Linked DNA regions of Homo sapiens: region 1 is linked to region 2. The links are chromatin loops, found by intact Hi-C in ENCODE. Cell type or tissue: heart right ventricle. All regions are shown on one strand. Each heading gives the region's core, and the rest is flanking DNA. Links, peaks and the distances in the headings are about the cores only. Region 1 has its middle 52 kb from the start of GAP43. Region 2 has its middle 70 kb from the start of ZBTB20.

Region 1 (15,767 bases), core at 4,084-12,083, 350 kb after region 2:
GAGTTAAATATACTGTTTTCTGTATGTTGGGAAGAGAAGGGGATGACTCTCATACAAAGCAGTTACGTAAAAGTTCTGCCCTGTGTATTTTGTACCTGAATGAACATCGAAAACTCAAAATACTGGACCAAGTTTATACTTTCTAATACAGACATAAATGTGTATAGAATTTCTCAACTGCTTTTGCACAAATATACTTATGAATGCATTTTAAATCCTAAAAATATAGAGAAATTTATGCCAGCCCTACTTTGGTGAGGACTTATGACTTCACTTGCCTTATAAGTGTGTCTTATACCATTTAACAGCTTTACTATTATGTGCTTCCCCCCCACCCCCAGCTTTTCTCTCTTTTCTCCCTTTTCTTCTTCCTTTCTTTAGGAAATATTGCTTGCTATTCTGATGTCTGGAGTATATGACTTGGTAATAGAGAATGACTGAAAGATTGAGATCTAAGCAAACAGCATACTTGATACAAGAGGAGACAGCTTAGAATTTATAATTAGGAGCCTGTTTCAACTTCCTTCATAGCAGTACTGAAATCCTTTTCAGGGGTATCTTGACTGCCTTGAAAGTGAATGTCATTGAGGATTTTTTTGCCCTCTCTTGTTTCCTTGGCAACAGGTTGGTGATGCAGCAGCTGAAATCCACCATGTCCCTGGAGATGCTGGTGTGGGCAGGTCGCAAGCCACTGGTATTGGCTGCAATGGATACTGAACTTGACCAAATCTTTTCATTCTAATCCTTCTAAATGCATTATACAAAGAAATCAACCTAATAGAAGAATGCTTTACAATATAATTATTGGCATGACTATCAGCAAGGAAAGTATTCATCCTTCTTTTAAAAATAGCTAACCTTTGCACGCATAACTTAATCGTGAGTTTTAATATGTAGAAGTTTCAGGTAACTGTATACATCGATTCATGTCAGAGCAATACTTTGAAAAAAAGAGTTCAATGTTAATATAAAGTCTGAAAGAAAGGGCCAAAAGATCAAGAATTGGCACCCTTTCCTTTAGATTTATGTCAGGCATATTGTCCTCTTCAGGCAGCCACGTCCAACAGCTACTCTGTATCCCTTGAATGTTCTGAAACAAATCATGCCTGTGATCTGCAGAGAAAACGTGGAGGGACTGGAAATGGATCTCGTCTGTCTTCTTTTCTAGAAGACAAGGGAAAGGGGGCAACTAGCGAAGAAAGGTCAGCTGGGGTGGGGGTACCCTTTAGGGAAAACATACAAGATGGCTTCAGGGACAGACATAAATGGAAATGGCTATAACAGTCTTAGATGGACAAGGCAGCTGGAATACAGATGGGCCTACTGCCAGAGATGGGATGGCTTAGACACTCAGGAATGGGTGAAAGGGGCTTTATGTGAACATGATAAACAGAGGGAGATTCAGGTATCAAAACCAAGAGGACCTATTTGTGGAACACATGAGCAGGGATGTCAGAATTTGGCAAGGAAAAAAATTAGTTTAATTCACTTAAAAAGTAGATTTTAGAACAAAATGGATTTCTTTTTAAAATACTTGAATCCAATCATTTGCTGAATTTATGCTGAGAATAGATTCAGAAGAAAAGAAGACGTGAAAGAGAATGTGTTTAGCCTAAAAAGTATGCAGGGGAAACAAATGCTGAGAAAACATAGTAAGGGTGAGGGCTGGGTGGAGTCTGAGAGACAGATGAGCAAGATTATGTAAAGGGAAAGCAGGAAAAGGAAAGATGAAGAAGTCAGACTAGACAAAGATGCTATTCCAAAACTATCAAAGGAAAGAGAGTGCCTAATATGGGCAACTCAACTGAAGAAAAATACACTAAACATGTATACTAAACATGTGATAGTTATCATGAAGCATGCTGATAAGTGTTATTTTAAAATGATACATTTTGCAGTGGCCACATTGTAGCTTGTGAACATCCTGAGTAATGAGTTCCTTCTGAAGACTAGAAAAATGTACATGTAACTTGCTTTTTGTCATTCAGTACTAATAGCCAGTTCAGGTACTGAGGAATAAATATCTTGGGAAAAGACATTTTATTTATTTTAAGAACATGCTCACTGACCTAACCTTTTGCTCCCTCCATTGACATAAGCAGCATAGCCCAAATAAATCAAAAAGGTAGTTTTCCTTCATGTTAAGGTCAGAACACATAGCATAGGAACATAAAGAATAAAAAGGAGCAATCAAAGAATTCTCAGGCCAGGCGCGGTGACTCATGTCTGTAATCCCAACACTTTGGGAGGCTGAGGTGGGCAGATCATCTAAGGTCGGGAGTTTGAGACCAGCCTGACCAACATGGAGAAACCCCGTCTCTACCAAAAATATAAAATTAGCCAGGTGTGGTGGTGCATGCCTGTAATTCCACCTACTCGGGAGGCTGAGGCGGGAGAATCGGTTGAACACCGGAGGCGGACGTTGCGGTGAGCCAAGATTGCGCCATTGCACTCCAGCTTGGGCAACAAGAGCGAAAGTCTGTCCCAAAAACAAACAAACAACAAAAGAATTCTCTCTCTGTTGCACTTAGTGCTTAATTGCACTGGTTCTGGAGTCAGGTAGCCTGTGCGGGAATCACAAATCTAGTTTTTAATAGATGAGTGGTCTTGAAAGAGGAAATTCACTTGTCCAGGAAACAGCATTTCTATCTTTAAAATGGTGATAATAACAATACCCACCTCATATGGTTATTGTTAGAATTAAATCAGGAAATCCATGTGAAACTTTCAACACAGTTCTTGGCACATAAAGGAATCTTAGCTACTATATTTTATAATTGTCAAAATACTTGACTAATCAATCTAATTTTGAAACCCAATGAAATTCATTATTAATTTAACATCTGGATTGGGCAGCTATGTTGAACAAAATGGAGTAAATGTCTCATTCCAATTCTTTATCTGATAGTACATCTGATACTACCTCATATATAAAATTAGGTTTGCTAATGCTTTCAAAATCAGTCTATTAATATTAAAATGTTAGGCAATCATAGGCTTAAATTATTTTTCTTCCATTTTCCCTTGGATGTTTCCATTTTAAAAATAGCATTCAAATTTATTTAGTTCCGTGAATTTAAGTTATGCTAGACTTAGAGAAACAGTATCTTTTTAATCAACTGGTGGTTCATTACACAGATTCACTGAAAATTTCTGAATCATCTTAAAATGTTGCCTGTGATATTCCTTTGCTGTTTTCTTTTCTGTCTCTTTTTTCTTTTTTTTTTTTCGTGGTAACCTATATGGATTTTATTGAAGTGGAAACAGAATAGAAAAGGGAATAGAATTGAATTCATCTTGGTCAAGTATCTTTTAATGCAGAGCAGAGGTCAGATACTTGATAAAATAGGAGTAAATGTTCTAGGTCATGCTGGCACCATCAACAGCAGTACAGCCAGCAGATAAAGGAAGATATTTGAACAAGGGGAGCCCACAGGATGGTGAACAGACCAAAAGGGTAGTGATGTTTCTACATGACAATAGGCCATCAGCAGTTGGGTGATGAAGGAGATGAAGGAGACTGGACCCTCAATACCAGAAAAGAAGGGCAGAGCATAATGATGGCTTATAAATTAAATGAATCATAACCACATATTCAGGCAGGCAGCAGGTGTGAAGAACCCAAGAGAGGAGCAGGCTAAGAAGTGGGTAAAGAAGTCTAATAAGCAGCCGGGAGTGGTGGCTCAAGCCTGTAATCCCAGCACTTTGGGAGGCTGAGGCCGGTGGATCATGAGGTGGGTGGATCACGAGGTCAGGAGATCCAGACCATCCTGGCTAACATGGTGAAACCCCATCTCTACTAAAAATACAAAAAAAAATTAGCCGGGCGTGGTGGCGGGCACCTGTAGTCCCAGCTACTCGGGAGGCTGAGGCAGGAGAATGGCGTGAACCCAGGAGGCAGAGCTTGCAGTGAGCAGAGATGGCACCACTGCACTCTAGCCTAGGTGACTGAGCAACACTCTGTCTCCAAAAAAAAAAACAAGTCAAATAAGCAAAAAGCAATATTTATTATTGAATTCTATTAAAACTTTAAAGAAGAATTAATACCAATTTTTCTCAAACTATTCCAAAAAATTAAAGCAGAGTGAATTTTTCTTAACTCATTCTATGAGGCCAGCATAACCCTGATACCAAAACAAAGCAAGTACACAACCTTAAAAGAAAACTACAGGCCAGTATCTTTGATGAACGTAGACACAAAAATATTCAACCAAATACTAGCAAACTAATCCACAACACATCAAAAAAATGATAAACCGTGTCCAAATGAGATGTATCCCAGGAATTCAAGGATAATTGATATATGTGAATCAATAAATGCTATACATCACATCAATAGAACGAAGGACAAAAACCATGTGATCATTTTAATAGAGGCAGAAAAAGTATTTTATAAAATTCAGTATTACAAAATGTATGATAAAAACTCTCAATAGGCTGGGCACAGTGGCTCATGCCTGTAATCCCAACACTTTGGGAGGCTGAGGTGGGTGGATCATGAGGTCGGGAGTTGGAGACCAGCCTGGCCAACATGGTAAAACCCTGTCTCTACTAAAAATACAAAAATTAGCCGGGTGTGGTGTCAGGTGCCTGTAATCCCAGCTACTCGGGAGGCTGAGGCAGGAGAATCAGTTGAAACCAGAAGGTGGAGGTTGCAGTGAGCCGAGGTCACGCCACTGCACTCCAGCCTGGGTGAAAGAGTGAAACTCCGTCTCAAAAAAAAAAGCAAACAAACAAACAAAAAACTCTCAATAAATTAGGTATAGAAGGTAAGTACCTCAACACAATAAAGGCCATATATGACAAACCCACAGCTAACATCTTACTGAAAGGGAAAGCTTTTCCTCTAAGAACTAGAACAAGATAAGGATGCCTACTCTCATTACCCCTATTCAGCATAAAACTGGAAGTGCTAGCCAGCACAATTAGGCAAAAGAAATAAATAAAGGACATCCAAATTGGAAGGGGGAAGTCAAACTGTTCCTGTTTGCAGATGATATGATCTTATATATAGAAAAAACTAAAGGCTTTACCAAAAAGCTCTTAGAACTGATAAACAAATTCAGTGAAGTTGCAGAACACACAATTAACATGTATAAATCAGTAGTGCTTCTATACATGAACAACAAAGTAGCTGAAAAATAAGTCAAGAAGGTAATTCAATTTACAATAGCTACCAAAAAAAAAAAAGTACCCAAGAATCCAAGAATAAATGTAACCAAGGAAGTGAAAGACCCCTACAAGGAAAACTACAAAAACAGTGATGTCAGATGGTTTAGCTGTGTCCCCACCCAAATCTCCTCTTGAATTGTAGTTCCCATAATTCTCACGTGTTGTGGGAGGGAGCTGGTGGGAGATAATTAAATTATAGGGGCAGTTTCCCTCATATTGTTCTCATGGAAGTGAATAAGTCTCATGAGATCTGATGGTTTTATAAAGGGAAACCCCTTTCACTTGGTTCTCATTTTCTCTCCTACCTGCAGTCATGTGAGACATGGCTTTCACCTTCTGCCATGATTGTGAGGCCTCCCTAGCCACATGGAACTGTGAGGCCATTAAACTTTTTCTTTATAAGTTACTCAGTCTCAGGTATGTTTTTATCAACTGTATGAGAACAGACTAATACAGATAAAGGAAATTAAAGAGGATACAAAACAAATGGAAAAAACATCCCATGCTTATAGTTGGAAGAATTAATATTGTTAAAATGACAATACTACCCAAAGCTATCTATAGATTCAACCCAATCTCTATCAAGATACCAATGACATTCCTCACAGAAATAGAAACAAAATCATAAAATTTGTAGGAAATATCAAAAGACCCCAAAGAGCCAAAGCAATCCTGAGTGAAAATAACAAAGATGGAGGAATCACACTACCAGACCTCAAAATGTACTACAAAGCTGTAGTAGCCAAAACAGCAGGATACTGTCATAAAACAGACATGTAGACCAATTGAACAGAATAGAGAACCCAGAAATCCACATATTTTCAGCCAGTTGATTTTTTACAAAGGTTCCAAGAATGCTTACTAGGGAAAAGATAGTCTGTTTAATAAATGATGCTAGGAAAACTGGACATCCATATGCAAGAAGAATGAAACTAGATCCCTACCTCTCACCGTAAACAAAAATCAACTCAAGATGGATCAAAGACTGAAATGTAAGACCTGAAATGACAAAAGAAAGAAAATATGCTAGAAGAAATAGGATGATACTAGAAGAAAATATAGGGGAAGTGCTTCAGGATATTGGTTTGGGAAAATATTGTATGAATAAGATCTTAAAAGCACAGGCAACAAAAGCAAAAATAAGGTAGGATTATATCAAACTAAAAAGCTTTTGCACCGCAAAGGAAATAGTCAACAGAGTGAAAAGATAACCTATAAAATAGGAGGAAATATATGCAAACTATTTATCCGACGGGGTATTAGTATCATTAGAATAGACAAGGAACTCAAAATCTCAACAGTAAAAAACAACCTGATTTTAAAATGGGCAAATGATCTGAATAGATATTTCCCAAAAGAAGACATACAAATGGATAAGAAATATATTTTTTAAATGCTCAGCATCATTAATCATCAAGGAGATGCAAATCAAAACTACAATGAGATATCATCTCACCCCAGTTAGGATGGCTATTTCCAAACAGACAACAACAACAACACACACACAACAACAACAACAACAACAACCAATGCTGATAAGGATGTGAAGAAAAGAGTATTTTTATAACACTGTTGGTGGGAATGTAAACCAGTACAGCTACTATGGAGAACAGTATGGAGGTTACTCAAAAAACTACAAATAGAATGACCATATAATCCAGCAATTCTACTACTGGGAATTTATCCAAAGGAAAGGAAATCATTCTGTCAGAAACATTTACACCCCCATGTTTATTGCAATACTATTCACAATAGCCAAGATATGGAATCAGCCCAGGTGTCCAATAACATATGAATGGATAAAGAAAATGTGATATATATACACAATGGAATTCTATTCGGTCATAAAAAAGAGTGAAATCCTGTCATTCATGGCAACATGGATGGAATTGAAAGACGTTAAGTGAAATAAGCCAGGAACAAAAAGTTAAACACTGTATGTTCCCATTCCTATGCAGAATCTAAAAAAAGGTGATCTCACAGAAGTAAAAAGTAGAACAGAGGATACTAGATGCTGGGAAGTACAGTGGGAAAGGAGGGATGGGGAGAGATTTGTTAAAGGATACAAAATTACAGCTAAATAGGAGGAACACACTTTAGTCCACCATTGCTACCTTAAGATGACTATAGTTAACAATAATACATAGTTTTGAATAACTAGAAGGAGGAAATAGAATGTTTCCAACACAAGGAAATGATAAATGTTTGAGATGATGCATATGCCAATCACTTTGCTCTGATCACCATATATTACAGGTATCAAAACATTACTATGCACCCCATGAATATGTACCATTATTATTTGCCAATTTTAAAAAGTAAAATAAAAAAATAGACCCAGCAACCAGGGAACCATTAGTAGTTTAGAGGTGCAGCATCATTCTGCCTCATCCAGAAATTTCTTGGAAATTTTTATTGGGAAAGAAATCTTTAATGTGAACAGCCTAGAACTCGCAGATTTGAGGAGAGAGGTCAGTCACCAGACCGGAAAGACGAAAAGAAGAGGTAGCAGCTCAAGGTAGATATAGAACCAAAGCCTGTTTGATGAGCTAAATTCAGATAAATCACCAAAATCAGATGGCATCCACCCAACAGTGTTTAAAAATTTTGAGGTTGTGAGTTTGGGAGTCATGTTTAAACTGACATCCTGTCTCTGGAAATCATTGCTGTGAGGGGAATTTTCATTCTTTGTTTTTCTCCAGGACTCTCCGTACCTTGCACAAAATACCTGAAAGGTTCACTAGGCCATTTTCAAACTTGTATTTTTCAATCCTCAGGAAAATCTCCAGAGGAAGAGATGCTTGCCAACCAGAATTTCAGGGAGCCAATGTGGGCCATGTTCAGGTAGCTTTGAGGAAAGTAACACTGACCTCAAGCTGCAGGGTGGCACTGGTGCCACAGGAATGCAAAGACAAGGGAAAATTAAAGGAATGAGCCAGGTAATGTGGGAGGCACACAAGTATAAAGCCTGTTAAACACATGACTAAATAGTTAACCTACCAGGTCTACTTATTAATACATAGACTTTATATCCCCAATTTTCCTTCAATTATAGAAAAGTTGACTTTGCACTTTAAATGGCAGGATATGTGTATATATTAAAGTGTGTGTGTGTGAATGTAGGTGTGTGCTTGAATGTGTTCTTGGATTCCTGAGTAATTGAGCTGAGTCCCAGAAGCTAATAAGAAGAACAATATGTGAATTTTTTACTTCTCACTGTAAAAACTATTTTAAGGAAGTAAGTAAAAATAGCAAACCAGTGGAAATTTTACTAGATTATGCTCCTGCTGGCCCATATTTTGAACAATTTAAAACTGATAAAAACAGTTACCAGTAATTATTGGTAACACAGAGTTACCAATAATTCTTCTAATATGCACCCAAGAAAAATAAAAACATATAGCCACACAAAACATTGTACATGAATGTTCATAGCAGTGTTACTCATAATACCCCTGTATTAGTCTGTTTTCACACTGCTATAAATAAATACCTGAGACTGGGTAATTTGTAAAGGAAAGAGGTTTAATAGAGTCACAGTTTAGCATGGCTGGGAGGCCTCAGGAGACTTACAACCATGACAGAAGGGGAAGCAAACACATCCTTCTTCACAAGGCAGCAGGAAAGGGAAATGCAGAGTGGAGGGGAAGAGTCCCTTATAAAACCATGAAATCTTGTGATAACTCACTCACTATCACAAGAACAGCATGGGGGAACCCCCTCCCCCACACCTCATGATCCAATCATTTCCCACAAGGTCCCTCCCCTAACATGTGAGAATTACAATTCAGATTACCGTTCAAGATGAGATTTTGGTGGAGACACAAAGCCTAATCATATCAACCTTAAAGTGGAAACAATCCACATGTCCACCTGCTGATGAACAGATAAACAAAATGTGGCATATCAATACAGTGGAATATAATTTAGCAGTGAAAAGTAATGAAGTTCTGATATATGCTTAACATGGATGAATCTCAAAAATATTGTGGTATATGAATTAAGCCCATCCCAGAGGACCACATTTAGTATATTTCCATTTATATGAAATATCCAGAATAAGCAAACCTACAGAGACAAAGTGATAGTTGCCATGGGGTATGTGGGGCAGAGGAGAAATGAAGAATAACTGCTAATTGTTATGAGTGCTTTTGAGAGGGTGATGAAAATATTTTAGAATTAGATTGTGATTATAGTCATGCAACTTTGAAAATATACCAAAAACCTCTGAACTAAACATTTTAAATGGATTAATCATAAGGTATGTGAATTAAATCTCAAGTTAAAAAAAATGAACCACTCAGAATTTAGGAAAAGTACTTCCCCTGGTTGTAAGCCAGTATGATGCACTGGGTAACAGTTTAAGTTCTGGAATCAGACTGCCTGGATTTGAGTACAACTTTGCCACTTAGAAGCTATGTGATCTTGGGCAAGTTACTTGACTACTTTGTGCCCCAATTTCTTCATCTTTAAAAGGGGTGGATAATTGTACACACCTCTTGAGATAACCTTGAAGATTAATTAATAACGTAAGTGCTCGGAACAGTACCCTGTACTTTGCACAATAAGAACATTTATTATTATTATCATTATCATCTTTACTAATGTGTTGCCTTGTTGGGACCTGAGAACAGGGTCACACCCCAGTGAGTAGAAGGTGATAATTCTCTTAGGGAAGGTCATTATTCCTCTTGGCAATCATCCTGGCAAGCGACTGACCTTTGGAAGGTAACGAGATCTTGGAAAATAGGACATAAACATCTCACCAAGTCTAGGTTTTTCTTTTTCTCTGAGGCTTCTGACCCTTGGAACCAGAATTCTAGAGATTTTAGACTTGCTTGAGTAGGTTTCTGGTGATAGGGTTATGTTGGTCTCTACCTCACAGGAAGGCTTAGAAGGCAGGGAACCTCATAGCTCATCAGGAACTATCTAAGGAATATTTTGGTGTGCAATGACTGGCCCTTGAGCTCAGCTCTGAGCACAACCACATCCAGAAGCAGTTGTGTTACTCTATGAGTTGTGACTCCCTTTTGTCAATGAGGAACTTCAATAAAGTCCTATTAAAAGACACAGCCTGCGCTCTACTCTGCTGTGGGAAGTGAAGAAAAGGGTGCATTCCATCCATTCAATGAAATGTCATAAAGGAGGGCAGCCTCTGGCCCCATCTCCCTCTCACTCCAAAGTTAGTGGGATGGTTGCACAATTCACCAGGGAGGTCAGGTGTCCCAGATCACAGGAGGAAATCAGCAGATGTGCAATAGGCCTATAGATAGAGTAGAATTGATGAGTCCAGAGCACTAATGACTAGGAAAAGAGGCAGAGGCCCAGAATGACAAAGGATCCTGGTTGGACAGCACCATCCTGGACACTAGAGGAGGAAAGGACTAGGTGAGGAAGGGTAAGGACTGACATCCTATTACACGGACAGGTGGGGCTGAGAACCATCATAACTGAGGTACTTAGGTTACTATAAATGTGCCCATACTTTCAGACTAAGAGAAGAAGTTGGAAAATTTCCACAGTCCTTTTATTCAAGGAGCCTATGACCCAGTGTTTTTGGACTGTCACGTAAATAAAACAATGATAAAGGCAAACACCGGATTTTGGGGTAGATTGAGACCTGAGAGATCCAGGAAGTTTTCTTCTTATGCAAGATGTTGAAAGAAAGTCTGAAAGTAGAAATTTATAGTAACCTAAGTACCTCAATTATGATGGTTCTCAGCCCCACCTGTCAGTGTAATAGGATGTCATTCCTTAACTTCTTTAGTATAGGTGAACTAGTCAAACTCTTTCAAAACCCAAGAAATGAGGCTAAAGCTTCCGAAATCAGTGGCACCACATCTTCCATAAGAAGAAAACTTTCTGGATCCCTCAGGGCTCTATCTACCCCCAAATCCTGTGCTTGTCTTTATCATTGTTTTATGATAAAGTCATAAAACAGTCCCAAACACTTGACAATCCCAAACACTGGGTCATAGGCTCCTTCATATAAGGATTGTGGAATTTTTCATACTTCTCTTTTCTTCTATTTTTTTCTTTTTCCTTTTAGATTTCTGGGTCACCATTGCTTAACTGAACTTCTATTCTTATGCCAAGCACACAGAAAGTACTCGTTGAATGAATGAATCACCAGTTGAGGATAATATATTTATGGGAAGTAGTCAGATTGCAACCACACTTTTGTGTTAAGGTGGGATCCAATCACAGAGCTTTTGTTCCTTTACTATCCCTGAGATGTACTGAGCTGTCTGTTCTGACTCTCCCATTTCTGCTAAGTTCAGCCCCTTCCTTTTTTGGACCCATTTCCTCCTGTTCTCTATTCCTTTGTGCCCTCTGAAGCTCCTGTTTTCCTACCAAGAACATTTCAGCTACGTTCCGATCTTTTGTGAAAAAGACCTTAAACATTGTTGTTTAATGAATGCAGGACCTTTTACCTCTGAGGCTGCTTTATCTCAGTTCCACTGATTCCTCTTCTTTCAATTAGCATTCAAATGTTGATGGTTCTAGAATTAGACCATTTAATTTTACTCTTCTCATTTTGTATCTTCTCTCCTGAGGGGAACTGGAGACTAAGTATAAGGTGAACATTGAGCAGAATGAAGAGACAAGGCCAGCACATTTAAGTTGGAAGCTGATTGAGGAAAGATGATAATGCCAGGATATAGAGTCTAATTTGGAGGTCAGGGGTCATGGTGGGTATGGATGAAAAGTTCTTAAGAGCAGGAGTTGCATGAAGTTATGATTCTGAAAAATAATTGCTTGTGGGTTCTAGATGGACTAGTGACAGTAGAGCTTGAATCAAGGAGAACGGGTGATTTGAGCTGACCCTGGGAATTGGCAGTGGTATAGGTGGGAGAGATGGTTTTAACATATTTCCAAGGGAAAAAAAGTACAAGATGTAGTGACCTGTTAGACATAGCAGATAAGATAAAAGAAGTGAAAGATTCCTGGAGGTTTTGGCTTGGGTAATGCACAAATGGTGAGAACGTATTAACAAGATGACAAGTAGAAGAGGACAAGAATAATTAGCCATAATCTGACATGGTGGTATTATTAAAGTAATGTCTCTAGGTCTTTCACGGTCAGTGTCTCATATGGATGGTGGCAGCTAATTAATTCTATTAGAAGTGATGTAGGCAGGGCCTCAGTTAACAGATGACAAAAATATTTCAACTTGAAACTTTATTTAACCAAGGCTTCATAGCTCTTTCCACATTAACCAGGATTACCACAAAGATATAGCGTAAGAGAACTAACATGAAAGTCAAAATATTTATATAAGTCCCAGTTATGCCACTTGTCATCTGTGGAAGATAGAGCATTTCACTTCTTTGAGCTCATTTTTTTTCTCATCTGTAAAATGGAAAGATAATACCTCACAAGGTAGTGATAAAAGTTACATAAAATAATGTATAGAAAACTGATTTGTGAGCTGCCAACACATAGCTGGCTGGGGGAAATTGAATGCCAGTCTTAGGAATCATTTAGACTCAGGGTTTGAAAAGGCAAGATTTAGAGTTAGAATTATGCATCCAACATTCTGTCATAACTGCATGTCTATATTGTGATAAGACTTCGGAAGAAAACCCATCAAATAATCTAAATAGCTCCGTGAGCTGTGATGTTATACTCTTACACTTCACAGACAGATGGTGTGTCTAAGATGGAAGAGACCTCAAGGATCATATTGTTTTCTTTTCTAGTGATGAGTCTGAGGCAAGAGAGGTGATACAACTTATCTAAGATCACAGAAACCACTGATAGCCAGGATAAGACCCATGCTTCTCAACTAACTCCCGGCTCAGGGCTCCTCTGCTGTATTACAGAACATTCCCCTGCTACTGAAAAAAGACATCTCATTCTGGCCAAGGAGTCATCATCTTTTTTTTGTTTAATTTCCGTTTCATAAAGCCAGAATAATTTCTGGTCCAAAACTATTCTTTGCTGGCCTGGCTGATTTACCCAAACTGTTTTTCATTTTATCTTGCCCTGAAAACTAACATTTTTCTTTCTTTGGGGAAAAAAAAATGGCAAAGCAATGGAAAACTTGTACTCATAACTTCAGCATTTCTAAGCCCTGAGGCGGGGAGAGGAGAGGTAGAAGTGGCTTCACACTGGCAAGGGAATTTTAGCTGGAGCACTTTGCAGCCTTGTAGCAATGGAGAACTTGTACTGTGTGAAGTCTGAGATTCAAAGTGACAGGAAATTTGCGTTTTTTGCTTTTTATGCCACTGCTCCAACCTGCCATGGCACCTGTAGAAATCCCATTTTGATGATCTGGTCCTTACCATCTCCAATCCCATAATAACCACTTCCCAACTCCTTATGGAGGAGACTCTTGATAGAGGTCACTCTGACACCAGGTTGGGCAAGGAAAGAAAGTGAAATGAGAAAGGACTTCTCTTGACTCCCATGGTGGCTAGAGGAGCTGTTAGATGATTCAGAGCAGGGGACCTTGTGTACCGTCTTCAGCATTGACTCATTCAGGTACATTCTCCTTTGAGTGCAGAAGTGTGCTCTAGGGATGTATTAAATGGAGAGTGAAGATATGAACAAAGCTCTGATGATCTCCCATTCACATTCGGGGGCAGGAACTGTGCTTTCTTTATCTTAATATCCTTTGCACTTATCTCACTACTCTGCATATAGAAGAGTGCACAGTACAGTTCTGTTTGTGTGTGTGTGTTTAACTTATTGACATGTAGTTCACATAGCATATGCACAATACAGTTTTGCTGAATAAATACATCTGAAGGAAACAATGACTTCCTCAGACATCCAGCAGCCAGATTATCAAAAGCTAGCAGTGGCTGGGCATGATGGCTCACGACTGTAATCCCAGCACTTCGGGAGGCCGAGGTGGGCAGATCACTGGAGGCCAGGAGTTCGAGACCAGCCTGGCCAACATAGCGAAACCCCAACTCTACTAAAAGTACAAAAAATTAGTTGGGTGTGGTGGTGCATGCCTGTAATCCCAGCTACTCGGGAGGCTGAGGCAGGAGAATGGCTTGAACCCTAGAGGCGGAGGTTGCAGTGAGCTGAGATTGCGCCACTGCACTCCATCCTGGGCCGTGGAGCCAGACTCTGTCAAAAACAAAGAAAAAAGCTGACAGTATTATTTCAAGCAGGAACATTTATTGAGTCCCCCTACCCCCAACAAATACTCATCCATTTGCTTGTTGATAATCTTAATAAAGTTTTATTTTTCTTAAAGTTCTGATAATGAGCACACAGATGTTCCCAAGACAAATAATAATTATTAAACCTTTAATGAATGCATATTATGAGCCCATGCTATGTTAAGCATTTTGTGTGCCTTTCTCATTTATTCATTACAACACCCCTTTGAAGGAAGCACTATTATTAACCTCATTTTATAGCTGAAGAAACTGAGGCTAAGAGAGGCCACACAATTTGTCCAAGCTCAAGAGAAAAGCAGGGAAAAGCAGGATCTAGATGAAGGTCTATAGATTCTGAAACCTTTTTACATTTATCAAGAACTTTCCAATTCTCCTCAAGTGATCATTTACGCTTTAGAAAAAAACACAAAAATCTATACTTTCATCAAGGTAGAGGATGCTGATGCTTGAGATAGACCAAAGGAATTGTTAACATGGAAATATTTGCAGAGCCGAGAGGAAGAGAAGCTGGAACCCAGTAGAATGCTGGTGCTTTTCATGGTTTTACTGTGAACCAGTCTTGCAAGCAGAGATTATACAGATGAGGATACTTGGAGATTTTTTTCCACTGCCTCTCTCCAGAGTTTTAGAATGCCTCACATGAGTTTGACATGGCCATCTACAAAGCATTTCTCTGACTAGGATGAGAGCCAGCAAATAAATCCTTGTGTTTCCATTACAAATTGTTTTGAGAAAAGCTTCATACAATATTTGAAGTTGAAGGTGGAAAAAGGGGTTGCAATAAAAGAACTGATGGCAAATGGACCTTTCAAAAGATTTTTGAAATGTGTACCTATTATATATAGGTATATAACATCTATTTAACATGTGCATATTTGGCCAGAAGCTGTGGCTCACAGCCGTAATCCCAGCACTGTGGGAGGCCTAGGTGGGGGGTTCACTTGAGTCCAGGAGTTTGAGACCAGCCTGAGCAACATGGCAAAACTTAGTTTTGACAAAAGTACAAAAATTATACGTGCATGGTGGCACACACCTATAGTTCCAGCTGCTCAGGAGGCCGAGGTGGGATGATCGCGTGAGCCCTGGAGGTGGCGGTTGCAGTTAGCTAGCAGTGATGGCACTACTTCACTCAAGCCTGGGTGACAGAGCAAGCCCCGATCTCAAAATGCACACACACACACACACACACACATACACATATACACACACGTATATTTACATATATATTCATATTTACCTTATTTATAATTTTCTATACTCCCAAGTATATCTTTTAACACCAGAATAATTTAGATAACACCAGAGAATCCACAGGCTTCATTCACACTAGAGATAAATGGACTTTGGCAATCACATATGGAAAGACCACAATCATTGCTCCAAATCGACAGAGATAATTGTGCCCTGAATATTTTTCTAAAGGGAAATAAAAACAAGAAAGCTTATTTCTAAAGG
Region 2 (15,767 bases), core at 3,535-11,534:
TATGCAAAGGCCCGCATGTGCTAGAAGGCAGGGAATCCACCCACCTTTTACCCAGTTGAGGCTAGTAGGTGTGTTCTGGGGTCTCAAAGGAATGACAGGGAGAACAGCAATGTCTAAAAGCGATTGAAGAAGGGTTGACTTCTGGGAGAGTAGCTGGGATGCCAGTGGAGGGATGAATGTAACTGCAAGTTAATACCGAGGGAGACAGTATTAACAGAGAGGTAAGCAGCCAGTAACAGGAGAGGCCAGGACATGAAGCTGCATGGCCCATATCCACAAATGGCAAATTTAATGATGTTAGTTGTTCAGAAGCTACTTTTGAGCCTCTCTCGGGGAGAATTGAAAAGAGCCTCTTCCATGGGATGATGTTAATAAGGGCCTGATACAGAAAACAGTTTTTGGTTGCTGCCATGACCTTAAGTTTTTTTTTTAAATATCTTTTCAGATCAATGGAGCCTGGGGCAGCATCTGTTATGTAGTAATACTTTTTTCTAAATCCATCTCCAAATTGTTCATTGTTTGGTGGTTAATTCAGGCTTTCACTATTTCTCCAAGTGCCATAGTTAGTGCTTAAATAGGCTTTCACCTTCTTTGCATATTTAGGATAAAGCTTTTTTTGGTTTAGACTGCAGAAAAAATGGAGGCTTCTTTCCATCCCTTCATTTCGGATGCCAAGACAGCATGTGATATTTCTAGCTCTTTTATGTTAAAATTCTAGTTCATTTTGTGTATTTTTCTGTTATTATCACCCTCTTGCTCAAAACAGATCATTATATTATAGACATAAGTTAAAATATATGAACTTCTGTTAACTTGGTTTCTGGAGAATAAGCATGGAAACAATCTCCTTTCTTTATTTGAAGGTTTCTTTGTGGAGTACTTCATTTGGAACCTTGGTTTGTACTGCAGCAGCTGGCTTAAACACATATTCCTTAGTCTCACCTCCCTCTTTATTTTGATGGCCACTGACTTACTTCAAGCCTTCTTATTTTTTGATGGGACTACTAAAATACTTTACCCATCTCTGGGCCCAATCACACTCATAACTCACACCCTACACCATAGGTAAGAATGGCTGTTTATACACACAAATCCAATTATGTCATCTTTGTTCACTTCAATGGCTTAACATTGCTGATAAGATAATGTTCAAATGCCTCTGGGATAGAGAACCAGAACTTTAGTGACCTCTATCTACCTATCCATCCTCATCTTCTTGCCTCTTCTAAATAAATTCTGCACTTAAGCAATACTAAACTACTTGCCTGGCCTCTGTGCTATTTCTTTTTTTCTTCCCCTCTATTGCTGGCTCACCCTGTCTCTGTGCTCCAAAGCACTGTAATCATACTTCTATTGTAGTGCTCAGTCATGTGGACAGCTACAATGTAATGTGTCTTCAAGTAGATAGTGAACTTCTGGAGGTCTGGAATTATATTTAGTTATCTTTTTATTATTAAATGAACAATTCAATCTCTAACTAAAATTAATGATGATTTGGTATATGTCTCATGCTGTTCATGTTTCTTTTCCCTTTTAAAATGTGCATGTTTACTTTCATACAATAAGTGTATCATCATCCAGATATAGGCATTACCTGGGTAGTGTAAGAGCTTCTTACAAATGCAGAATCTCAGGCTCTTAGACCTAATAAATCAGAATCTGCATTTAAAAAAACCCCAAGGTGATTCATATTTCCAATACAGTTTGAGAAGTGTGGATCTAGGAACTATTTCATCTAATAGTTCTAATTGCATTCAGGATAGTCAGAAACCCCTTACCAGTGTCTCACATGTGTACTTTGGTGGAGTATACAGCTTTAGGAGCTCATAAGCTTTTCTCACCAGCCCCAAAATCCTTGCTTTACATGACAAAGTTAATTTCTCTGAAAACAATCTTTATCATTTGTTAAAGCAACTTCTGCACCTGAATTGGGTAGTATTCATATGGTGGATTATCCAAAGTAAGCTTAAAACAACCACTCTCAGACTGTGAATTAGGCCAGCTCATCCCACCCCTGATTTTTCCTGTGGACAGTTCTAACATTTGCATTGGACTTTCAGCCTTCCCCAGATGAAGATAACTGCGTTTTTGTTACCTATTCTTCTCTACAAGGACACTTATCTTGGGCTGCTTCTCTTTATTACTTTTATTGTCTTTGAAAGCTAACTCTAATTTCCCATTTTCTCCTCTGTCTCATATTTCTTCTTTGCAATTATATTCATCCATCACTCTGTCTATAACATAGTCTAATCTTAGTTCTACTCAGCTCTTGTCTCAATAATATTAATGAGATAAGTATGAAAGGCTGCATATCAACAATTTCATAGTCTTTTGTTTCTTTAGTTCTATTCAATCATCCCAGAGTCTTGAAAAGTGCATAGAATCTTTACATATCTTCCAACACCTTTTATGTATGTCTTTTCATATATGCATTATTACTAAATATTTAAGTATAGGCATCAATATATTTTCTGGAGTTGTGCCCATCTATCTCTAACAGTGTTCCTCCTTGCTTTGAAGTCTTAATTATTCTCTAAAAGCAGATTTATACTTAAGGTCTAATCTCCTGTTGTTCTGACTAGCTTTTTTCTGCTTAAACTATTCCAGATTTTTCTTAAATAGCATCATCTCCAATTCATTTTTAATAGCAATTGGTTTGTATTGTTCTACTTTGCTTCTGCAAATGTAATAACTGACGTCCTTCCTTCTAATATATACTCTCCATGCTGTACCTTTCAACACAGGCCAACCCATTTTTGTTTGCTCTTACTGCCATAATTTTCATTCAGTGTGTCAGAGGATGTGTCCTGTTAGCAGAGCTAACAGGCCACAAAGGACTTAGGGTCTCCTTCGAGTCCTTATTCTTTAAAAACTTCGTGGTCCCACAGCACAGTGTGGTAAAGCAAGGTAAAAGGAAGGCAAGGAACAAAACAGGAAATTATACTATTACAGGAAATTGTTGTAATAAAGTGAAAAGCCAAGGAAGCAAGTGTCCAGCAAGTCATAAAATTCTAATCATGCAGCTGGGACAAATTGAACCTCTACTCACCAGCTGGCAGAGTTTTGTATTGTTCTTTTTGTCTTTATTTACATCTAAGTGCATACCTTTGTAACTTGAAGGCCACCTGGTCATTTTACAGTTGTGGTAATGAAGATGCAAAAAGATTTAGTGACATTCTTAAGTTTTCACCGTAGTGACTGGCTGAATCAGGTCTAAAATATGGATCTTCTGACTCTGAGAGCAGGACATTTTCTCTAAGAATTGAAATTTCTTAAAGATCAACAGTTGTCAGACCCTGCCTTTATTAAATTTTAATGTGGCAAATCTTCCTCACAAGACTTTACAAGGCCATTTTACAGATAAGAAATCTGAGGCTGAGGGAGGCAAACATTAAGTTCATCATTGTGAAAGTGCTCTCTTTTATCCCAGAAGTTAGGTTCACATGCATGAAATTACTTTCCAAAGTAAGCATTAATGTATTAGGCACCTGAGAGGGGCAGAAAGAGGAACATACTTCTTTTCAAGGAGAATAGGAGCCCTGTAGTTGCTACAGCAACTGGGAACTGATGTAAGGCATTCCTGCTAGAACATTTTCACATATTGAAGGTGTCTTCCTGTCTGACCAGAAGCTGAAAGAGTTTGGTTAGCTTTGTTAATTAAAGCAGAGGTATCTAAAATGGGAAGTATGCACCCCAGGAAATATGCAATTCAGTCTTCTAGGTTGCCTGTTCTCTGTCCCCTACACTGAAAAAAATATTGTGTAATTTTTTTTTTTTTTTAAACAGAGCCTTGCTCTGTCACCCAGGTTGGAGGGCAGTGGTGCCATCTCGGCTCACTGCAACCTCTGCTTCCTGGGTTCAAGTGATTCTCGTGCCTCAGCCTCTCGAGTAGCTGGGACTACAGGCATGTGTCACCATGCCTGGCTAATTTTTCTATTTTTAGTAGAGGCGGGGTTTCACCATGTTGGCCAGATTGGTCTCAGATTGGTCTCAGACTCCTGACCTCACGTGATCCGCCTGTCTCGGCCTCCCTAAGTGCTAGGATTACAGGTGTGAGCCACTGCGCCTGGCCCACATTTTTAAAGAAGTATAATATACACAGACAAGTGCATGTAAGTATATAGCTTAATAAGTTTTCACAAACTGAGCATACCTGTGCAGCCAACATCAAGATCAAGAAATAAAACCTTAGTAGCATTATAGAAGTCATTCTTGTTCTTCTTTTTAATCAATATTCTCAAAGTTAATCACTATCCTGACTCCTAACTCCACACAGGCATACTTTGTTTTATCACACTTCACTTTATCACACATCACAGGTAATGTGTTTTTTACAAATTGAAGGTTTGTGGCAACCCTACATAGAGCAAGTCTATTGGCACCATTTTTCTAACAACATGTGCTGTGCTCACTTTTTGTCTCTATGTCACACTTTGGAAATTCTGGCAATATTTCTAACTTTTCCGTTATTATATCTATTATGGTGATCTGTGATCAGTGATCTTTGATGTTATTAGGTTAGAGCAAAAGTAATTATGGTTTCACCATTATTTTTAATGTCAAGAACCCAATTACGTTTGCACCAAGCTAACACTATTGTAATTGTTTTGAGGCACCACAAATTATGTCCATATCAGACGGCAAGCTTAATTAATAAATGTTGTGTGTGTTCTGACTGCTCCACCAACAGGTCATTCCTGTCTCTCTCCCTCTCTTCAAGACTTCCTATTCCCTGATACACAACAATGTTGAAATTAGATCAATAATAACCCTACAATGTCTACAATGGCCTCTAAGTGTCAAACCAAAAAAAAAAAAGGAAGGAAGAGTTGTACAACTCTGATTTTAAATCAAATCCTAGAAATGATTAGACTTAGTGAGAGAGTCATGCTGAAAGCTGAGAGAAGCCCAAAGGTAGGCCTCTTGAGCCAAACAGTTAACAAAGATGTGCAAAGAAAATTATTTGAAGGAATTAAAAGTGCTACACCAGTGAACACACAAATGATTAAAAAAAAAAAAAAAAAAGAAAGGAGTGAAACAGCCTTATTGCTGATATGGAGAAAGTTTGAGTGGTCTGTATCAAAGATCAAACTAGCCATAACATTCCTGTAAGCCAAAGCATAATCTAGAGCAAGGCCCTGGATTCAATTCTGTGAAGGTTGAGAGAGGTGAAGAAGCTGCAGAAAAATGTTTGAAACTAACGGGAGTTGGTTCATGAAATTTAAGGAAAGAAGCTGTCCCCATAACGTAAAAGTACAAGGTGAAGCAGAAAGTGCTGTTGAAGAAGCTACAGCATGTTACCCAGAATATCTAGCTAAGCTAATTAATGATGGTGGCTACACTAAATAACAGATTTTCAATGTAGATGAAACAGACTTATAGTGGAAGAGCCATCTAGGATTTCATAACTAGAGAGGAGAAATTAATGCCTGGCTTCGAAGCTTCAAAGAACAGGCTGACTCTCTGGTTAGAGGCTAATGCAACTGATGACTTTAAGTTGAAGTCAGTGTTCATTTATTGTGCTGAAAATCCTAAGACCCTTAATAATTATGCCAGATCTACTAAGTCTGTGCTCTACAAATGGAACAACAAAGCCTGGATGATGGCACATCTGTCTATAGCATGGTTTACTGAGTATTTTAAGCATACCATTGAAACCTACTATTCAGGAAAAAAAATTCTTTTAAAATATTACTGCTCATTGACAATGCACCTATCTCAGACCCAAGAGCCCTGATGGAGATGTAGAAGGAGATTAATGTTCTTTTAATGCTGGCTAAAACAGCATGCTTTCTGCAGCCCATGGATAAAGTAGTGATTTTGACTTTCAAGTCTTATTATCTGAGAAATACAGTTTTAAGGATATCACTACCACAGATAGTGATTCCACTGATGGATCTGGATGAACTACATTGAAAACCTTCTGGGAAGGATTTACCATTCTAGATGTCATTAAGAACCTTCATGATTCATGGGAAGAGGTCAAAATATCAACGTTAACAGGAGTTTGGAAGAAGTTGATTCCTGTCCTCGTGGATGACTTTGAGGAGTTCAAGACTTCAGTGGATGAAGCAGCTGCAGATGTGGCAGAAACAGCAATAGAAATAGAATTAAAAGTAGAATCTGAAGATATTTCAGCCAGATTTGCTGCAATCTCGTGATCAAACTTGCATGTATGAGCAGTTGCTTCTTATGGATGAGCAGAGAAAGTGGTTTCTTCAGATAAAATCTAATGGTGATGATGCTATGAACATTGTTGAAATGACAACAGAAGACTTAGAATATTACATCAACTTAGTTAATCAAGAAGTGGTAGGGTTTTAAAGGATTAACTCCAATTTTCAAAGAAGTTCTACTGTGGGTAAAATGCTGTCAAACCTTATCTCATGGTGCAGAGAAATCTTTTGTGAAAGGAAGAATTAATGTGGCAAGTGTCATTGTTGTCTTTTCTTTATTATTATACTTTAAGTTCTAGGGTACATGTTCACAACGTGCAGGTTTGTTACACAGGTATACATGTGCCATGTTGGTTTGCTGCACCCATCAACTTGTCATTTACATTAGGTATTTCTCCTAATGCTATCCCTCCCCCAGCTCCCTACCCCCTGACAGGCCCTGGTGTGTGATGTTCCCCTCCCTGGGTCCATGTGTTCTCATTGATCAATTCCCACTTATGAGTGAAAACAAGGGGTGTTTGGTTTTCTGTTCTTGTGATGGTTTGCTGAGAATCATGGTTTCCAGCTTCATCCTTTTAATCACAAATGATTAAAAATTCATTTGTGATTAAATCCCTACAAAGGACATGAATTCATCCTTTTTTATGGCTGCATAGTATTCCATGTTGTGTATGTGCCATATTTTCTTAATCCAGTCCATCATTGATGGACATTTGGGTTGGTTCCAAGTCTTTGCTGTTGTGAGTAGTGCTGCAATAAACATACCTGTGCATGTGTCTTTATAGTAGCATGATTTATAATCTTTTGGGTATACCCAGTAATGGGATCACTGGGTCAAATGGTATTTCTAGTTCTAGATCCTTGAGGAATCACCACACTGTCTTCTACAATGTTTGAACTAATTTACACTCCCATCACTGTTGTCTTATTTTAAGAAATTACCACAGCCACCCCAACCCTCAACAACCACCACCCTGATCAGTCAGCAGCCATTAGCATCAGGACAAGATCCCCCACCAGCAAAAGGATTACAACTCAGATGATTACTAGCATTTTTTAGTTAAGGTTTTTAGATGTAATTCCATTACACACTTAATGGGCTGTAGTATAGTGTAAACTAAACTGTTTTTTTTTTTTTTTTTTGAGATGGGGTCTCACTCTGCTACCCAGCCTGGAGTGTGGTGGCATGATCTTTGCTCACAGCAACCTTTGCCTCCTAGGCTCATGCCATCCTCCCACCTTAGCCTCCAGCGTAGCCAGGACCACAAGTGCACACCACCATGCCCGGCTAATTTTTGTATTTTTTGTAGAGACAGGGTTTTGTTATATTGCTCAGTCTGGTCTTGAATTCCTGGGCTCAAGCAATCTGCTCACCTTGGCCTCCCAAAATTCTGGTAATACGGGAGTGAGCCACCATGCCCGGCAGTGTAAACATGACTTTTATATGCACTGGGAAACAAAAAAATTCATGTGATTGCTTTATTGTGATATTCATCTTATTGCAATATTTTATTTATTATGGTGGTCTGGAATTAAACCCACAATATTTCTGAGGTATGCCTATGCATTAGTTTTGCTTGTTTTTGAGTGTTATGTCAATGGAATCATACAGTATGTTCTCTTTTGTGCCTAGTTTATTTCACTCAATGTTATGTCTTTACATAGTGTGACAAAGTTTTTTTCCTCTTGTTTAATTTTTATGTTTTAACTTCTATAACAGTTCAGTAATAGATGCATATAATTTATAAATAAGCCAGGGATGTGTGCATAAAAGTTTGCAGTTCTTGGGTTAAAGTATGGCACCATTTGTGTGAATGTCAACTTTAAATCCCAGATAGACTCATTAGCTTTTTAAAGAGAGAACTACTCACAACTACAGACTATGATGACCTCATCTAGGTATTTGTATTTAATAAACATTTATTTATGAGAACCCACTATGCACAAGTGTTTGTAGGCACTGTGAGAGTTACACAGGCAAAATAAAAAGATGTAGCTCGGTCTTTCAAGGAGTCTATCACTGGTGGGAGAAACAGTGCAGTAAACTCATATGATCACTCCAGACAGAATTGAGAATCTACAAAAGAGACACAACTAAAATGATATAGAAGCCTGGATGAAGGATGACCAATCTTCCAAGAAGCTAGAAAAGGCCCCTCGAGACTTGTACTAGATAAACTTTGAGCCCCTTTATACTTTCTAGCTTCCAATATTTAATCAGATTTCTCATTACAGACATAGGATCTTTATTCTCACTGTGCATTGCTTTATGTTTCAGGTTTATGGATACACGGTATATATTGTGCTCAGTCAAAAGGGGGCAGCATTCACCCTTCTTCTGAAAATCAGAGACCACTTTGGCCACATCTCTTTCTTTCTAGGAAAAGAATACTTTTACCAGATAGCGTTTCAGAACATAGATATAAATTTTAAGCCTCTTGTTTTAATTGTTTGTTTATAGAGATAGCAACTGATTTGCACCTTCATGTCACAGAGCCCAACATATTGCACAGGTATAAATGAAGTCAAGCTGTCTCTGTGCCCAGTTTCCCTTATTTCTGCCTTTGTCCCTTGATTGGGCGTGGCAGTCTTGCTCAGACTCAGATTGCTAAAGGGCGGTGGCTGAAATGAACAAAAGGAATCAGACCTTTACTCTTAGCCTGAGAAAAAGATTGCCAAGGGAAGCTTGGGGAGAAAGCGCAATGCTGAGTGGTTGCATCATTGTTTTGACTACCTAATGCTTTTTTTCTCTTCTGACTGTTTATCCTTTTTAAGCTTCTGTTTATAAGCATAACAATTATATGAAAGGTAAATAAGTTACATGCACTACAGGGATGTATGACTGTGCTCTGTCTTGGCGGCATTCATCTCTTTATTAGCCAAGTAACCTTTACAGTTTAAGTACTACACAGTTGCTGCAGTCCTTTTCTTGCTGACGCAGTAGTAGAGGCAGTGGTGGTGAAAACTGAGAGAGGTTTAATGCTGAAGGTCTCAGACTGTGTATCTCTATGTCTATGACCTCTAACCACCAGACCAGCAGATAACTGATTTCATTTTGTTAGTGAAACACTGATTTTAATTGCTGACTTATACAGCTTCCATGTTATACTTGATTGGTTTTGAGAAAATCAATGTTGATGGCCAAAATTCCAAATTAACTATTTCTTTCTAGATTTAATCATACTGTATACAGCCCTAAATTGCCCTCTAAGCGACTTAAAAAAAAATTGAAGAGTAGAGCTTTACCAAATGTCTCTGAATGATAAAGGAAGTTGACCCACCCTATAATTAGCTTTTGTAAATATCAAGTCAAAGGTCAGAGCAAAGGTCATCTGTTTTCTTTCTTTTGTGAAGAAAACAAGGGATTGTAGTCACTATGACTGATTTCAGAATAGTAGCTAAAGATGAAGTCATTGCTTTCTTTCAAAGCAGAAATTGTAAAATTAAATAATTTGGAATAATCACAGAAATAATTACATTAATATGAATAGCAAATAGCAGGTGATAATTTGTGTAGCATTTACAGATACTGTGACCCTTGGTTTTAGACCTTGTGCAGTGTTTTTCTCTGTCAGGTACATGATGCTGGGAGAGCAGCTCTCTAGGAGACCTCTGATGACATCATGTCACTGTCCTCTGAGGCCACAACACAGCTGCCATGCCACACACAGGCTCAAAACACACAGTGGGGCATAGCCAAAAAGTTCACAAAGTAAAGAAATGTCAACTTTCTACGTTTTAGCATTCATTTGCCTGCATTAACCAACATTGTGCAATATATAAAGTCTAAAGCCCATGTGAGAGATAAGACAGAATTATTTGCATTTCTGCTGAAATTAAGCATGATGAAGTAGAAACTTATTACTTTTAAAACCAAAAAATGAATCTAAATATGTGTGTATCAATCAAATGATGAGTTAGGACTTCCTCATGAACTGGAGAGGAAAATTAGATGACCAACTATCCTGGGTTGCTAGGGACTGAGAAGGTCTCCAGGATGTGACATTTTCAGTTTTAAAATCAAGGCTATCTTAGGCAAACTGCAACAAGTTGGTCACCCTAACTGGAAGAGATCTTTTTGGCTATGCTGTCCAATTATCTTATTTTGCAGCTGAAGAAAATAAAGATTATGGAAATCATAAGATCCCAGCAGGATTATTTTTCTCCCTAATTCTTGTCAATGTCTTTTCTTTTCCTAGCTTCTCAGGTCATGTATTAAACTTAGACCACAGGATCATGCAAATGGCCCCTATTAGGTGGGCCAGGGGGTGAGCACCTAGAGTGCTCCTAGAGTGGAGGGATGGCTCCAAGAGTGGCTGTCCTTCTTATATCTGAAGGTGACTTGGCTGACTGTGGGAATGCCTGGCTATCTTCCAGGAGAGCCGAGAATGCCTCTATCAATAGTTTGAACACTGTTCTGCAACTTTCTGAGTGACACTGCAAAGTACCAAAGATAGAAAGAAGGCACAGAGGGGGAAAATGGGCATCTCAGTCTGCTCTGGCAGCTATAACAAAATACCGTATACTGGGTGGCTTATACACAACAGAAATTTATTCCTCACAGTTCTGAGGCTGAGAAGTTCAGATCAGGGCATCTGCTGACTCAGGTGAGGGTCCCCATGCCGGTTCATGGATGGCACCTTCTACATGTCCTCAAGTGGTGGAAGGAACTAGCTAGCTCTCTGGGACCTCTGTTATAAGGGCTCTGCCCTCATGTCCTAATCACCTCCCAATGGTCCCACCTCCTAATGTCATCAACTTAGGAGTTAGGTTTTAACTTATGAATTTTGGGGGTCACAAATGTGCAGATCATAGCAACGTTCAGATCATAGCAACTGGGTTCTGAGACTTGAGCAATGTCAGGGATTCACAGCATTTCAAATGTGTGGGCAAGTTGCTGACACCTTTTCTTCTGGGTCATAAGGAAAACAGAAAATGTGATTAAATAATTCAGCCTGATTTTGGGGTTTTATTTGTAATGACTCCTAGAAGGATTTGCCTTTCCAAATAAGGACCATGGAAAGTAATAAGTACATAAATGAATGAAGAGGCTGAGTGAGAGGTATTTTATAGCTGCGTGTGTTGGGGTGGGTGGGGCACTGAAGGGAGAGTTAGATGGTGATGTACTATATAGACTGCTTTGTGTTGGGGTGGGTGGGGCACTGAAGGGAGAGTTAGATGGTGATGTACTATATAGACTGCTTTCAGTGTTTTCCTCAAAACCCTGGAACATTTCCTCAAAACACATGATGCTAGGAGAGCAGCTCTCTAGGAGACCTCTGATGACATCATGTCACTGTCCTCTGAGGCCACAACACAGCTGCCATGCCACACACTGGCTCAGAACACACAGTGGGGCATAGCCAAAAAGTTCACAAAGTAAAGAAGTGTCAACTTTCTACCTTTCAGCATTCATTTGCCTGCATGCTTATACCAGAAAGAAAATGAGAACTACTAATACTGCTTATACCAGAAAGAAAATGAGAACTACTAATAATACTTCATTTTCATTCATCAAGGAGAATAATTACAGAACTAAAGAAGAGAGAGCAAACATGGTAAAAACATAGTACAAACAAAATAAAACATACTCAAAACAGAATAGATGGAGGCAAGGGTAGTCAAAACTACTAAGAACCCAGATATGTGGTTATTCTTCATTAAAAAATAGACCTATCTCTCGTATTCCTATTTTATCTACTGAATGTATTATCCTACCTCAATCCACTGAACTCATCTCTAATTCTCAACCTGAATGCTGTTCCCTAAGGAAAGTCTTCTCTAACCTCCTGATTCTATTTTAGGTCCCCCTATTAAATGCCTTTAAAACACTGTATACTTTATCATAATGTGATACAAAAATGAAACTTGGCATGAATTAAACTAAATTACACTTATAATAATTTAATGTCTGTATCCCTGCTAGACTGTAAATTTCTTTTTTTTTTTTTTTGAGATGAAGTTGTCTCGCTCTGTCACCCAGGCTGGAGTGCAGTGGCACGATCTCGGCTCACTGCAAGCTCCACCTCCCGGGTTCACACCATTCTCCTTCCTCAGCCTCCCGAGTAGCTGGGACTACAGGTGCCCGCCACCACGCCTGGCTATTTTTTTTGTATTTTTTAGTAGAGATGAGGTTTCACTGTGTTAGCCAGGATGATCTCTATTTCCCGACCTCGTGATCCGCCCGCCTCAGCCTCCCAAAGTGCTGAGATTACAGGCGTGAGCCACTGTGCCCGGCCACTATAAATTTCTTACAGTCAGAGACCATGCCTTTTTTGGTCATTGTTGAAGCTGCTGGTACATAGTAAGCACTTGATAAGTGTTGTTTGCTGAGCTAATGAACCAATCATTTGAAATGACTTCACATTTTCAGATTTTGTGCAAGATTCCTGTTGTATAGATCTGTAATATATGGCAAAATCAATAAAATGTATTGTACCCCAAAACACTTCCAATGTGTGTGTACAGTATTCTATTAGTAGAACCAGTTCTATAAAGACTACTGAATCCAAATCTTGGCTCTTGTGCTATCTCTGAAAAGTTACACCTGTAAGCCTCAGTTTTGCCATTTACGAAATGGCATTATTGTGTCAGCTTCAAAAGTTTCCTCTGAAATTTAATGAAATAACAGAGGATAGACATTAAGCATGATACCTGGAACATGATGTATTTTCCACAATTATTAGGTTAATTCGAATAATTAAAAATTTAGAAATAGTTAAATGCCCCAAACTTCTCAAGATGGTGAAAAATGTATGTGACTAGAGAATAGGATGTAGTCTTAGTTGTTCTATTGAGTCATTATATAACGTTAGGCAAATTACAAGTATCTCTGGGAATAACTTTCTTTATTTACAAAATGAAATAGCTAAACTGTCGTCTTATGATCCATCGTGAGAAAAAGGGTGTTGTGGATGTCCTAAATTTATATAAAATTGAATGTTTATGTGGTAATTTTTTCTAGTCATATCTTTTATTTGGTTCTTGAAAGGGATTGAGTTGCAAGTCAGTTTACTGGGAAGCAGACTCTGAGATGGAAATTAACGTGCAGGAAGTATACACTACACAGAATAAAACACTCTCAGGATTAACATCTATCGGAGGAGGGAGAGAAGAAACAGGGTTGGGCAAAGAGAGAAGTTGGCTGTAAGCAATCATCCAACCTTTCTATGTTGAATATTTTGCTAGATTGTTTTTAGGATAAAAATGACTAACATGATAGCTGCAATGATTTCAGCATGTTATAATTAAACAGATAGTATGGTGGAAAACTGTGGTACTATCTTCCCAGTATCCCTCCCCTGTGAACTGCTCCTTCCTTCATTCCAATGGTGCCATTTATGGAGTAGATGCTGTGTTCTTATAGACTTTACTACTGGCAAAAACCACAATTACTTTTGCACCAACCTAATACCTTGTCACAATATTGCTCAAGGGTCGAGTAAAAACATAAATGGTCAGTTTGAATCAGTTTTTAAATTTTCCTGGGAAAGACAGTCAATCTGTTGGTAGAAGCCAAAATGTGAAAGTCAGGATCTGGCACTGCTCATGATCTCTGTGAGTGAGGAGGCCTTGAAGGAACTCAAAACAATTTCAAATGTATATATACCTGAAACTCTAAACAATAGAGTTTCAAATTACATGAAACAAAATCGATAGAACTAGAAGCAGAAATATATAAATCCACAATCATAGCTGGAGAACTCAATACTCTCTCAGTAACTGAGATAACAAAGAGATATAAAATTAGTAAAGATATAAAAGACATGAACAACACTATCAACCAACTTAAATGAATTGACATTAATAGAATACTTCACCCAACAATAGAAGAATATATATACTGTTTAAATACACATGGAACATTCATAAAGGTATATCATATTCTTGGCTATAAAGAATTTAAAGATTTGAAATCATACAGAGTATATTCTCTGACCATAATGGAATTAAGCAAAAAAAAAAGAAAAAAATCCATAACAGAAAGATATGTAGAAAATCAACACATATTTTGGAAGGTAAACAATACATTTCTAAATAATCCATAGGTTAAAGAGGAAGTCACAAAGGCAATTAGAGAGAAAAATATATATGTACATAGATATAATTTTTTTTTAAAGAAATGGCATCTTCTCAGGTTGCCCAGGCTGGTCTTGAACTCCTAGGCTCAAGTGACCCCCCCCACTTCAGCCTACTGAGTAGCTGGGACTACAGGCATGTGGCACTGTGCTCAGCTCAAGAAGTATTTTAAGTTGAATGAAAACAAGAACCCAATGTATCAAACATGTGGGATGCATCTAAAGAAGTAGTACATGTGTAATTTATAGAATTAAACACTTACATTAGGAAAAAAGAAAGATCTGAAATCCATGATCTAGATGTTAAGAATCTAGTAAAAGAGGATTAAATTAAGTCTCAAAGTAAACAAAGAAAAGAAAAAAGTAAAGATAAAAGTGAAAATCAAAAAATTAAAAACCAGAGAAAAATAGAGAAAATCAATGAAACCAAAAATAGATTATTTCTTAAGATCAATAAAATTGATAAACCTCTTCCCAGACTAAGGGGCAAAAAAAGAAAACACAAAATTATGAATATCAGAAATGAAAGAAGGAACATCACTATTAATTCTATAGACATTAAAAGGATAAGGGATTATTACAAAAACTCTATATATGTCCACGTATTTGATAATTTAGATGATATGGGTAAGCTCCTTGAATGACAAAAACTATTGAAGCTAACACAAAAATAAATAGATAACCTTAATAGTCCTGTACCTATTAGAGAAACATAATTTATAGTTAAAAACCTTTCTATTAAGCATTTAGGAAAGAAATAGCAAGTCTACACAAACTCTTCCAGAAAATAGAAGAGAGAACACTTAACTTGTTTTAACTTGATAACAACACCAGACAAAAATATGACAAATAAATAAAACCAAAAGTCAATATCCCTCATGAACAGATGTTCAAATAATCAAGAAAATATTAGAAAATAGAATCCAACAATATGTAAAAAGGATAATATGTTATGACCAAGTGGGGTTTATCCTGGAAATGCAAAACTGTTGTAATGTTTAAAAATCAGTGTAATTCATCAAATCAGCAGACTAATGGAGAAAAATCATATAATTTTCACAATGGATTTTAAAAAAGCATTTTACAAAATTCAATTTTCATTCATGGTTTAAAACAATAGCAACGTTAGCAAAAATTCTCAGTGAACTATGCATACAGTGAGACTTCATCAACCTGATAAAGGTCATTTATGAAAAACATAATAGCTAATATCATACTTAATAATGAATAATGAATACTCTTCTCCTGGGATTGGAACAAAAGCAGTGATGTCCACTTGCATCACTCCCATTCAACATTATACAAGAGATCCTGATTAGTGGAGTAAGGCAAAAGCAACAAATTCTGGATGCATGGAATAGAGTGAATAAATCTCAAATGTATTATGCTCAGTGAAAGACGTCAGACTCAACAGGATGCATACTGTGTGACTGCATATGACATTCTGAAAAAGATAAAACTATGGGGACAGAAAGCAGATTAGTGGTTGCCAGGGCCTGGAGCTGCAGGTAGA

What was found. Hi-C counts contacts between places; a loop is a spot of excess contacts. Peaks named below come from ENCODE experiments on the same cell type or tissue, not always from the same donor. Only the 100,000 strongest peaks of a DNase experiment are listed, where the experiment ranks them.
Region 1: it touches region 2 in a loop (4-fold over the local background); 17 of 110 quality-filtered maps call a loop at or near these places.

Annotation. Positions count from the first base shown.
Region 1 is chr3:115,563,562-115,579,328 of GRCh38, forward strand. No RefSeq gene overlaps it. Among named protein-coding and RNA genes, the nearest start is that of GAP43, 52 kb to the right of the region's middle. In heart right ventricle, for the core only: a CTCF peak has its summit at 8,051; no DNase peak of the experiment used is centred there.
Region 2 is chr3:115,209,260-115,225,026 of GRCh38, forward strand. No RefSeq gene overlaps it. Among named protein-coding and RNA genes, the nearest start is that of ZBTB20, 70 kb to the left of the region's middle. RefSeq lists an enhancer at 8,224-10,123. In heart right ventricle, for the core only: CTCF peaks have their summits at 4,691 and 8,499 (motif pointing right); no DNase peak of the experiment used is centred there.